Regions from separate parts of the Homo sapiens genome. Here region 2 is linked to region 1. A link is an interaction called in ENCODE POLR2A ChIA-PET data of the cell type or tissue named here. Cell type or tissue: OCI-LY7. All regions are shown on one strand. Each heading gives the region's core, and the rest is flanking DNA. Links, peaks and the distances in the headings are about the cores only. Region 1 has its middle 5.4 kb from the start of NPPB. Region 2 overlaps C1orf167 (chromosome 1 open reading frame 167).

What was found. Peaks named below come from ENCODE experiments on the same cell type or tissue, not always from the same donor. Only the 100,000 strongest peaks of a DNase experiment are listed, where the experiment ranks them.
Region 2: POLR2A ChIA-PET joins it to region 1 with 9 read pairs; 2 of 35 experiments call an interaction of 5 or more read pairs at or near these places.

Annotation. Positions count from the first base shown.
Region 1 is chr1:11,862,184-11,866,566 of GRCh38, reverse strand. No RefSeq gene overlaps it. Among named protein-coding and RNA genes, the nearest start is that of NPPB, 5.4 kb to the right of the region's middle. In OCI-LY7, for the core only: a CTCF peak has its summit at 891; DNase peaks (open chromatin) are centred at 866 and 2,566.
Region 2 is chr1:11,766,656-11,771,038 of GRCh38, reverse strand. It overlaps C1orf167 (chromosome 1 open reading frame 167), which reads right to left. Exons shown (of 21, transcript NM_001010881.2): 3 at 3,954-4,383; 4 at 3,775-3,818; 5 at 2,764-2,962; 6 at 1,912-2,066. Among named protein-coding and RNA genes, the nearest start is that of C1orf167, 6.7 kb to the right of the region's middle. In OCI-LY7, for the core only: no CTCF peak of the experiment used is centred there; no DNase peak of the experiment used is centred there.

The DNA of each region.
Region 1 (4,383 bases), core at 148-4,147:
CAGCCTGGGCAACATAGGGAGACCCTGTCTCTACAAAAAATCTAAAAATTGGCTGGACGTGGTGGTGTGTGCCTGTAGTCCAGCGGCTCAGGAGGCTGAGGTGGAAGGATTGCTTGAGCCTGGGAGGTCAAGGCTGCAGTGGACCATGATTGCACCACTGTCCTCCGGCCTGGGCAACAGAGTGAGATCCTATCTCAAAAAAAGTTAACCTCAGTATCTCAGAATGTGACTATATTTGAAGACAGGGCCTTTAAAGGGGTAATTATCAGGTTCGTTCAAAAATCATTGCAGTTTGCCATTACGTTTCATGGCCAAAACCACAATGACTTTTGCACCAACCTATACTTTGAAATGTGGTCATTAGGGTGGGCCCTAATCCAATATGACTGGTGTTCTTATAAGAAGAGGAGGCCAGGCACAGTGGCTCGTGCCTGTAATCCCAGCACTTTGGGAGGCCGAGGTGGGTGGATCACCTGAGGTCGGGAGTTTGAGACCAGCCTGACCAACATGGAGAAACCCTATCCCTACTAAAAATACAAAAATTAGCCGGGCGTAGTGGTGCACGCCTGTGATCTCAGCTACTCAGGAGGCTGAGGCAGGAGAATCGCTTGAACCCGGGAGGTGAAGGTTGCAGTGAGCCGAGATTGCGCCATTGCACTCCAGCCTGGGTGACAAGAGTGAAACTCTGTATCCAGAAAAAAAAAAAAAAAGAGGAGGTTAGGACACAGATATGTACAGAGGGAGACCATGGGAGGACACAGGAAGAGACGGCATCTGCAGCCAAAGAAAGAGGCCTCAGGAGAACCAGCCCCACCCACACCTTGATCTTGGACTCCCAGTCCTCAGAACTGATAGACAGTACACATCTGTTGTTCAAGCCCCCTGTCTGTGGTTCTTTGTTACTGCAGCCCTGGCAAACAACTACAGGAGGAAATTATGGATCCTGTAGAAACTAACGAGGAAGAAGATGCCCCCACCCCTTTCCTCCAATACTCCCCATCATCATCATTCATTTTAAGACCATGCTTTCAGCTGGGTGCAGTGGCTCACACCTGTAATCCCAGCACTTTGGGAGGCTGAGGCAGGCGGATCACTTGAGGCCGGGAGTTTGAGACCAGCCTCGCCAATATGGCAAAACCCTGTCTCTACTAAAAATACAAAAATTAGCTGGGTGTGGTGGCACACGCCTGTAATCCCAGCTACTCAGGAGGCTGAGGATGAGACTCTGTTGAACCCGGGAGGTGGAGGTTTGTTGCAGTGAGCCGAGATTGCACCACTGCACTCCAGCCTGGGTGATAGGGCGAGATTCTGGGACGGACCTCTTATCCTTTCTCCGGCAGCCTCACACCTGCTGAGCCATGCCCCTGCTGTTGAGAGACATGAAGAAAGCCAGGCTTCTGATTTTTCTCTCCAGCTCCTTAAGGTTGTTGAACACATTTTCTGCTTTTTGTCTGACCAAAGGGGACTAACTCACATTACAAAAGGAGAGAGTTAAATCAGACAATGTTCAGGACATTTGTCTGCAAAGACTCTGAGACTCCGGCTGTTATCGAGGGCTGAAATATCTTGTTTTCAAACATTTCTAAGAAAAAGGCAGGCAGTTTCTTTTGGAGACTGTCAGTTAAGAATCTTTAGAATGGAAGTGACAGAAATCTAATTAAGTTGCTTTGGGGAAAAAGAGGTCGAAGGGGCAGATTTATTGGCTCACATAACTGCAAAGTCCAAAGTAGATTGACATCAGGCATTGCTGGATCCAGGGACTTGAATGCTGTCACCAGAATGCCAGCGATGGGGAAAATATGGGTGAAGCACAGTTCTTTCTGGAGGTGGTAGGAAGGATAAGGTGACCCTTTCAGAGTCCCTTGTTCCTAAGCAAGGGGAGGGAGGGAGGGAGGAAGTGGGGGGCGGGGGAGACAGAGAGAGAGAGAGAGAATATTACCTGGCAACACACAGTAATTTCTATGCTCAGAAATTGCTGGTGAGGCTGGACATGGAGGGTTGGAAGTTTTTGGTTTTGTTATTGTTGTTATTGTTGTTATTGTTGAAGACAAGGTCTCACTCTGTCGCCCAGGCTGGAGTGTAGTGGGGTGATCCTGGGCTCCTGGGCTCAGGTGATCCTCCCGTTTCAGCCTTCCAAGTAGCTAGGACTATAGGTGACACCACCATACCCGGCTATTTTTTATTTTATTTAATTAATTTCTTTCTTTCTTTTTTTTTTTTTTGTAGAGGCAGGGTCTCACGATGTTGCCCAGGCTGGCTTTCAACTTCTGGGTTCAAGCAATCCTCCCACCTGGGCCTTCCAAAGTGCTGGGATTACAGGTGTGCACCACCACACCAGACTGAGTGGTGGGAATTAGTAATTATTTTCTTTCAAGCTGCCAAGCACAGCCCTCCCTCTGTTAACCATGTCTAGAGATTTACTTCAAGAGCAGAGAAGGTCTACAGACCCATGCTGGTTTCCAAAGCACCCCCTAACACACACACACACACACACACACACACACACACACACACTTGTGTGCACACCTGCATGTCTGCCACAGCTGTGAAGGGCCTGATGGCCCTATGCAGGTGGTTTCTGGCTTTTGGAGGAAGTCTAAGGGTCACAGAAGACAGAGGCACTACTGGGGAAGTGGGAGCTAGCAATCTCACCTATAAAATGGGGTAAGCTGGTAAGCTGGCCAGGCGTGGTGGCTCACAGCAGTAATCACAGCACTTTGGGAGGCCAAGGCAGGAGGATCACTTGAGCTTAGGAATTCAAGACCAGCCCAGGCAACATGGCGAAACCCTGTCTCTACAAAAAATATGAAAAATTTCTAAAAGTTAGCCAGGTGTGGTGGTGCATGCCTGTAGTCTCAGCTACTCAGGGGGCTGAGGCAGGAGAATTGCTTTAGCCTGGGGGAGTCAAGGCTGCAGTGAGCCAAGGTAGCCCCACTGCACTCCAGCCTGGGTGACAGAGTGAGACTCTGTCTCAAAAAAAAATGTGTATAGTATATATATAGGGTGAGTTGACTTATTACAACTAGGGCTTTTGTGCCTGGCAGAAACCTTAGTCTAATCCTTTCACTCTACACAAAGGGAAACCATCCTAGAACAGAGAAGCAAACCGAGCAGAATCTTCGGAACAGGCCGGGCACGGTGACTCACATCTGTAATCCCAGCAATTTGGGGGGCAGAGGCAGGCGGATCACCTGAGGTCAGGAGTTCGAGACCAGCCTGACCAACATGGTGAAACCCCATCTCTACTAAAAATAAAAAATTAGTTGGGTGTGGTGGCACGTGCCTCTAGTCCCAGCTACTCAGGAGGCTGAGACAGGAGAATCACTTGAACCCAGGAGGCGGAGGTTGCAGTGAGCTGAGATCGCACCACTGCATTCCAGCCTGGGTGAAAGAGGAAGACTGCATCTCAAAAAAATTAAAAAAAAAAAAAAAGAATCCCTGGAACAGAGCCACACCGTGAGTCAGCCACGGGCAGAGACGAGCCTGCCTCCTGCCTCCTGGGTCAGTGCTCCTCTGTTTCCTCCTTTGCTTCCCCCAGGTGCCCAGTGCTCTCATACCATCCACTTTGGCTGCCCAGGACTAGACTGGAGATTGAGGCCAGAGGGAAGCTACAGAAAAATCTTGCAGCTGGAGTCCTACTCTCTGACTAGTCAAACCTTGTATTCTGCACAGCTTCTTCCTTCTGCAGAGAGCATAGGGGTGGTAGCTGATCCATTAACCAGCCCTTCTAGCCTCTGCTTGTGCATCTGCTCTGCCCAGAGTGCCCTCCCCATCTTCCATCTTCCTTCTTGTGGCTAACTCATTCTTATCCTTCAAAGCCTTAGCCCAGCCCCACCTTCTCCAACAAACTCCCTTCTCGACTGCGCACTCCTGCTGTGCTCACAGAGCATCCAGGACTCACTGCCACTGTATCTGTCACTCACTGTGGCAGCCTGGGGAGCCTGTGATTGTGCCCACCTTTCCCCCTGCACTGTAAGCTTCTCAATGGCAGGGACTTTCTTGTCCGTTATGTATCCCCACCTTCCAGCAGAAATATTAGATTTTAACCTGCACAGTCTCATTTTATGCTCACAACAACCCTATGAGGTAGCCATGAGAAAACAAGGAGAGAGAGGAAGCAACTTGCCCAACACACAAAGGTAGCAAGAAGTTGATGTGAAATTGAGCCCAGACTGTGATTTCAGTCTTGGGTCTGGGCTACTGTGACCCCAGGGTCTCGGTGAAAGTTTGTTGAATGACTTAAGGGTCTTATTTCTTTCTGTGTGGCCAGATTAAGCACTTAGAGTTGGATGGTGGTGGGGAACCAATACTTCTACCATAACAACATTTGCTGAGGGCTTACTATGGGAGAGACACTATGCTTGGCATTTGACATATACTCTA
Region 2 (4,383 bases), core at 200-4,199, 96 kb after region 1:
ACACACATACACACACACGCTGCCAGAGGTGATATATACACACACACACACACACACACACACACAAATTAGCCAGTGTGGTGGCACACACTTGTAGTCCCAGCTACTCGGGAGGCTGAGGCATGAGAATTGCTTGAGCCTGGGAAGCACAGGTGGCAGTGAGCAGAGATCACACTACTGTACTCCAGCCTGGGTGACAGAGCAAGGCTCTGTTTAAAAAAAAAAAAATACCCAACTGTAGTAGAAAATTGGGGAAATAAAGAAAAAAATAACCAGAGGCCGGGCGCAGTGGCTCACGTCTATAATCCCAGCACTGTGGTAGGTTGAGGCAGGCAGATACCTTGAGGCCAGGAGTTTGAGACCAGCCTGACCAACATGGCGAAACCCCATCTCTACTAAAAATACAAAAATACAAAAAAAAAAAAAAATCAGCCAGGCGTGGTGGTGTGTGCCTATAATCCCAGCTACTTGGGAGCCTGAGGCGGGAGAATCGCTTGAACCCAGGAGGCGGAGGTTGCAGTGAGCCAGATTGTTCCACACACTCCAGCCTGGGCAACAGAGCGATACTCTGACTCGAAAAAAAAAAAAAGAAAAATATAACCGACTTTAATCCCACTGTCCCAGAGATAAGCATAGTTTCCATTTTAGCATTTTTAAATGAAATATCTTTTACTCCTTAATTGTGGTAAAATACACATCAGAAAGTTTACCATTGTAACCATTTTTAAGTGTACAGTTCAGCAGTGTTAGGGATTTTCACATTGCACATTTTCAGGTTTTTTTTTTTCTTTCTGGTCCTTTTTCTATGCACCATGTGGTTTCTATGCAACTATGTGGTTGGGAAAAATATTTTGGATACATTTTTATGCTCCTTTAAGAAAAATTTAACATTGCCACACCATTTTCCCTTTTTTTTAAAAAATGCTATGCAAATATTCATAAAAATACTTCCAGGGAGGGGGCTATGAAAGGATGAAGCTTTCAAGTTAATTAATAGACTTCCAACTATTTGGAATATTTTTCAAATTGAGCATGCATTACTGCTATGATTGGAAACATAACCAGTAAAAAATCTTCCTGGCCAGGCGTGGTGGCTGGCTCATGCCTGTAATCCCAGCTCTTTGGGAGGCCGAGGCAGGTGGATCACTTGAGGTCCTGGCTAATACGGTGAAACCCCGTCTCTACTAAAAATACAAAAAATTAGCCGGGCATGGTGGTGGGCGCCTGTAGTCCCAGCTACTCGGGAGGCTGAGGCAGGAGAATGGCGTGAACCTGGGAGGCGGAGCTTGCAGTGAGCTGAGATTGTGCCACTGCACTCCAGCCTGGGCGACAGAGCGAGACTCCATCTCAAAAAAAAAAAAAAACTTCCTAAACATCATATTGGATGGTTGCTAATTGTTCATCACATGGTCAAACCATCATTTCCTCACTCACTGTTGAGCATTTAGGCTGCTTTTCAGCTTGTTTTTTTGAGACAGGGTCTTGACCTGTTGCCCAGGCTGGAGTGCAGTGGCATGATCATAGCTCACTGCAGCCTTGATTTCCTGGCCTCAAGTGATCCTCCTGCCTCAGTCTCTAGAGTAGCTGGGACTACAAGCATGCCCCCATGCCTGGCTAAATGTTTACATTTTTTTGCTAGAGACGGGGTCTCGCTATGTTGCCCAGGTTGGTGTCTAACTCCTGGCCGAGGCCTCCCAAAGTGTTGGGATTATAGGTGTGAGCCACCGTGCCTGGCTGTTTTGAAGTTTTTACAATTATAAATGATGCCATGATGGACATCTTTTTTGCATAAATCTTTGCCCACATCTGCTTATTTCATTCCCATTCTTTTGTGGGGATGAGGAAGTAGTGGGGGCAAGGCAGGAAGTTGGGGAAGAAAGGCCACCGGCTTCCCAGGCAACACTGACCAACCTGGTGTGTTCCAGCCTGCTTCTCTGGGCGGGGTCCACCACTGTGCTTCTTCCCAAGGAGAGGCCTTTGCCCTGGGCTCTCCTGGAGGGCGGGGACCCTGGCCCAGCCTGCATGTGGGGCTGTACTTGTTTCTGCTGTAAAGCCAGGTTTCTCCACTGGCTCAAGAGAGAAGGGGAAAGGAGATGTTGGCCTTGAATCTGCCTCCCAAGGGAACACCAGGCAGGGGCGGGGACAGGAGTAACACATGCCTATCAGATTCCACAGCCTGTGGTCTTAACCATTACTCTGCCTATTCATTCCTTCTTTGGGAATGAAGGAATGAATGAATGAACAAATATAGAGCGATGCATCCCAAGAGGCAACGCTTTCCTTAAAAGATGAAAGCTGCGACTGGACCCTCTCAGAGCACCCCTTTCCCAAGGAGGGAAGGACACAGATGCTCCCTCCCAGCCCTGGCTGGCAAACCTCTAATAAAAAATAGCAACCACTTATCTACTAGCTTGCTATATGCTAGGCAGAGTTCTGAGTCCCTTATTAATTTAATCTCACAACGACCCTGAGAGAGGTATGTTCTATTATCATCATCATCCCATTTTAGAGATAAAGAGACTGGGGCACAGAGAGGTTAGGTAACTTGCCCAAGGTCACGCAGCTAGAAAGTGGTAGAGGGGGCAGGATTTGAACTCAGGCAGAGCTGATTCAGGTGTGTGGACTCACAACTACACCCTTTACTGCTGATCATTCATGAGGTGCCACCTATGCCCAGTGGGTGTCCTCTCCGTAGACTGAGTCTCCTCCCCAGACACACCACTGCTTCACACGGCCCCCTGGCCCAACCTGGAGACCGCTGACCTCTCGGAAGCTCCGGACCAGCAGAACCTTTGTGTACTGCCCCCATGCTGCCTCCAGCTGAGCCTCCCGGAGCCACAAGGCCTGAAGGCACTTTCGCAACAGCTGCCAGCGGCCCAGTGCCACTGCCGCCGCCGCTGGCTCCCGCTGCCTCTTCACCAAGTGCCTCCAGGATCGAAAACATCTGGACAACAGCTGCCAGCTGGGGACAGACCAGGGCTGATCAGGGTGTGGACTGCCCTCCTATCCCCAGGGACAGCCCAGTGGCTGGATACCCTCTGAGATGCCTTTCCAGCAATCAGTAGGGTGATGACCCACGCCACAACAGGAGTATCACACTGCAGACTGGAAGAACTTCCCTCTTACTGATGGCTGGACTTGGAAACCCCACACAAGCAAGGCCCTGGGGGTGGGAGAATGCCCTCTTTATTTCTTTTATATATATATAATTTTGAGACAGAGTCTTGCTCTGTCACCCAGGCTGGAGTGCAGTGGCATGATAACGGTTCACTGCAGCCTCGACCTCCTGGGCTCAAGTGATCCTCCCACCTCAGCCTCCTGCGTAGCTGAGACTACAGACATGCACCACCCCACCCGGCTGATTTTTGTAATTTTTTTTGTAGAGACGGGGTTTTGCCATGTTGCTCAGGCTGGTCTTGAACCCCTGAGCTCAAGCAATCTGCCTGCCTCAGTCTCCCGAAGTGTTGAGATTACAGGCATGAGCCACCGCATCCAGCCAGAGATTGCCCTGTTTGCCGAAAACCCAGGGTGGCCTTGGAAGTTCAGGACACTCAGTGTCCCAAACCCATGAGCATCAGTCCCTTCGTTCTTGTCCCTGGGGCCCTGGAGGCTCCCTTCATCCCCCAGCAGGGACAGGTAGTAAGTTCCTCTTCCTTGAAACCCTGCCTCCTCTCCATCAGGCCCTCATCTCCATTTGGACAGGCAAATGGGAGCGGAGTCCTGAGCACGTGTCCCCCAACTCCAACCCCTGTCCCCACCCAGCCATGGCCTCACCAGATTGCCTCAGACTCTGGGGCTGTGATGTTTTGTGCCTTGTTCTGGGAAAGCAAGAGTACATAACACAGTTCTCAGGCCAAGCAGCAGGCAGGACAGGGCACCCCCTGCCAAGCCTCCCTGCCCTGGAGCAACACCTCCTACCCCCTACCCCACCTCCAGCCTCCCCGGGCCTCTACCTTCGACGCACTGCTCGCTGGGACTGTGTCTGACAGATGGAAAGCTGTCCTCTCCTCCTCCCTGTGGACCCGCTCCCTCGGGGCCCCCTCCTCTCCTTTCTGCTTGGGTGAGACTCCCCAGGCTGTGTTGGAGAAGGCTGAGGAACAGGGGTCGGTCCCCCTGCTTCCCACCCCTCGAGGGAGACTGGGGTCACCCCTCTGTGCCCTGCCATCTTGAGACCAGGGGGAGCAGCTGTCCCCTGACCCTAGGGGGTGGGCAGGAGGGAGCCCCTGCTCAGGATTAAGGGAATCCTTGGTCCGTGTCCCCAAAGTGGTCTCAGGTGACATTAGCTTGCTTTGTGCCCAAGAGTCTGAGAGACTAGCCGGGGTCTCCAAGAAAGCCGCAGTTTCCCTGTGGCCTCGAAGGCGTCTCCTCCTCCCATCCGAGGAA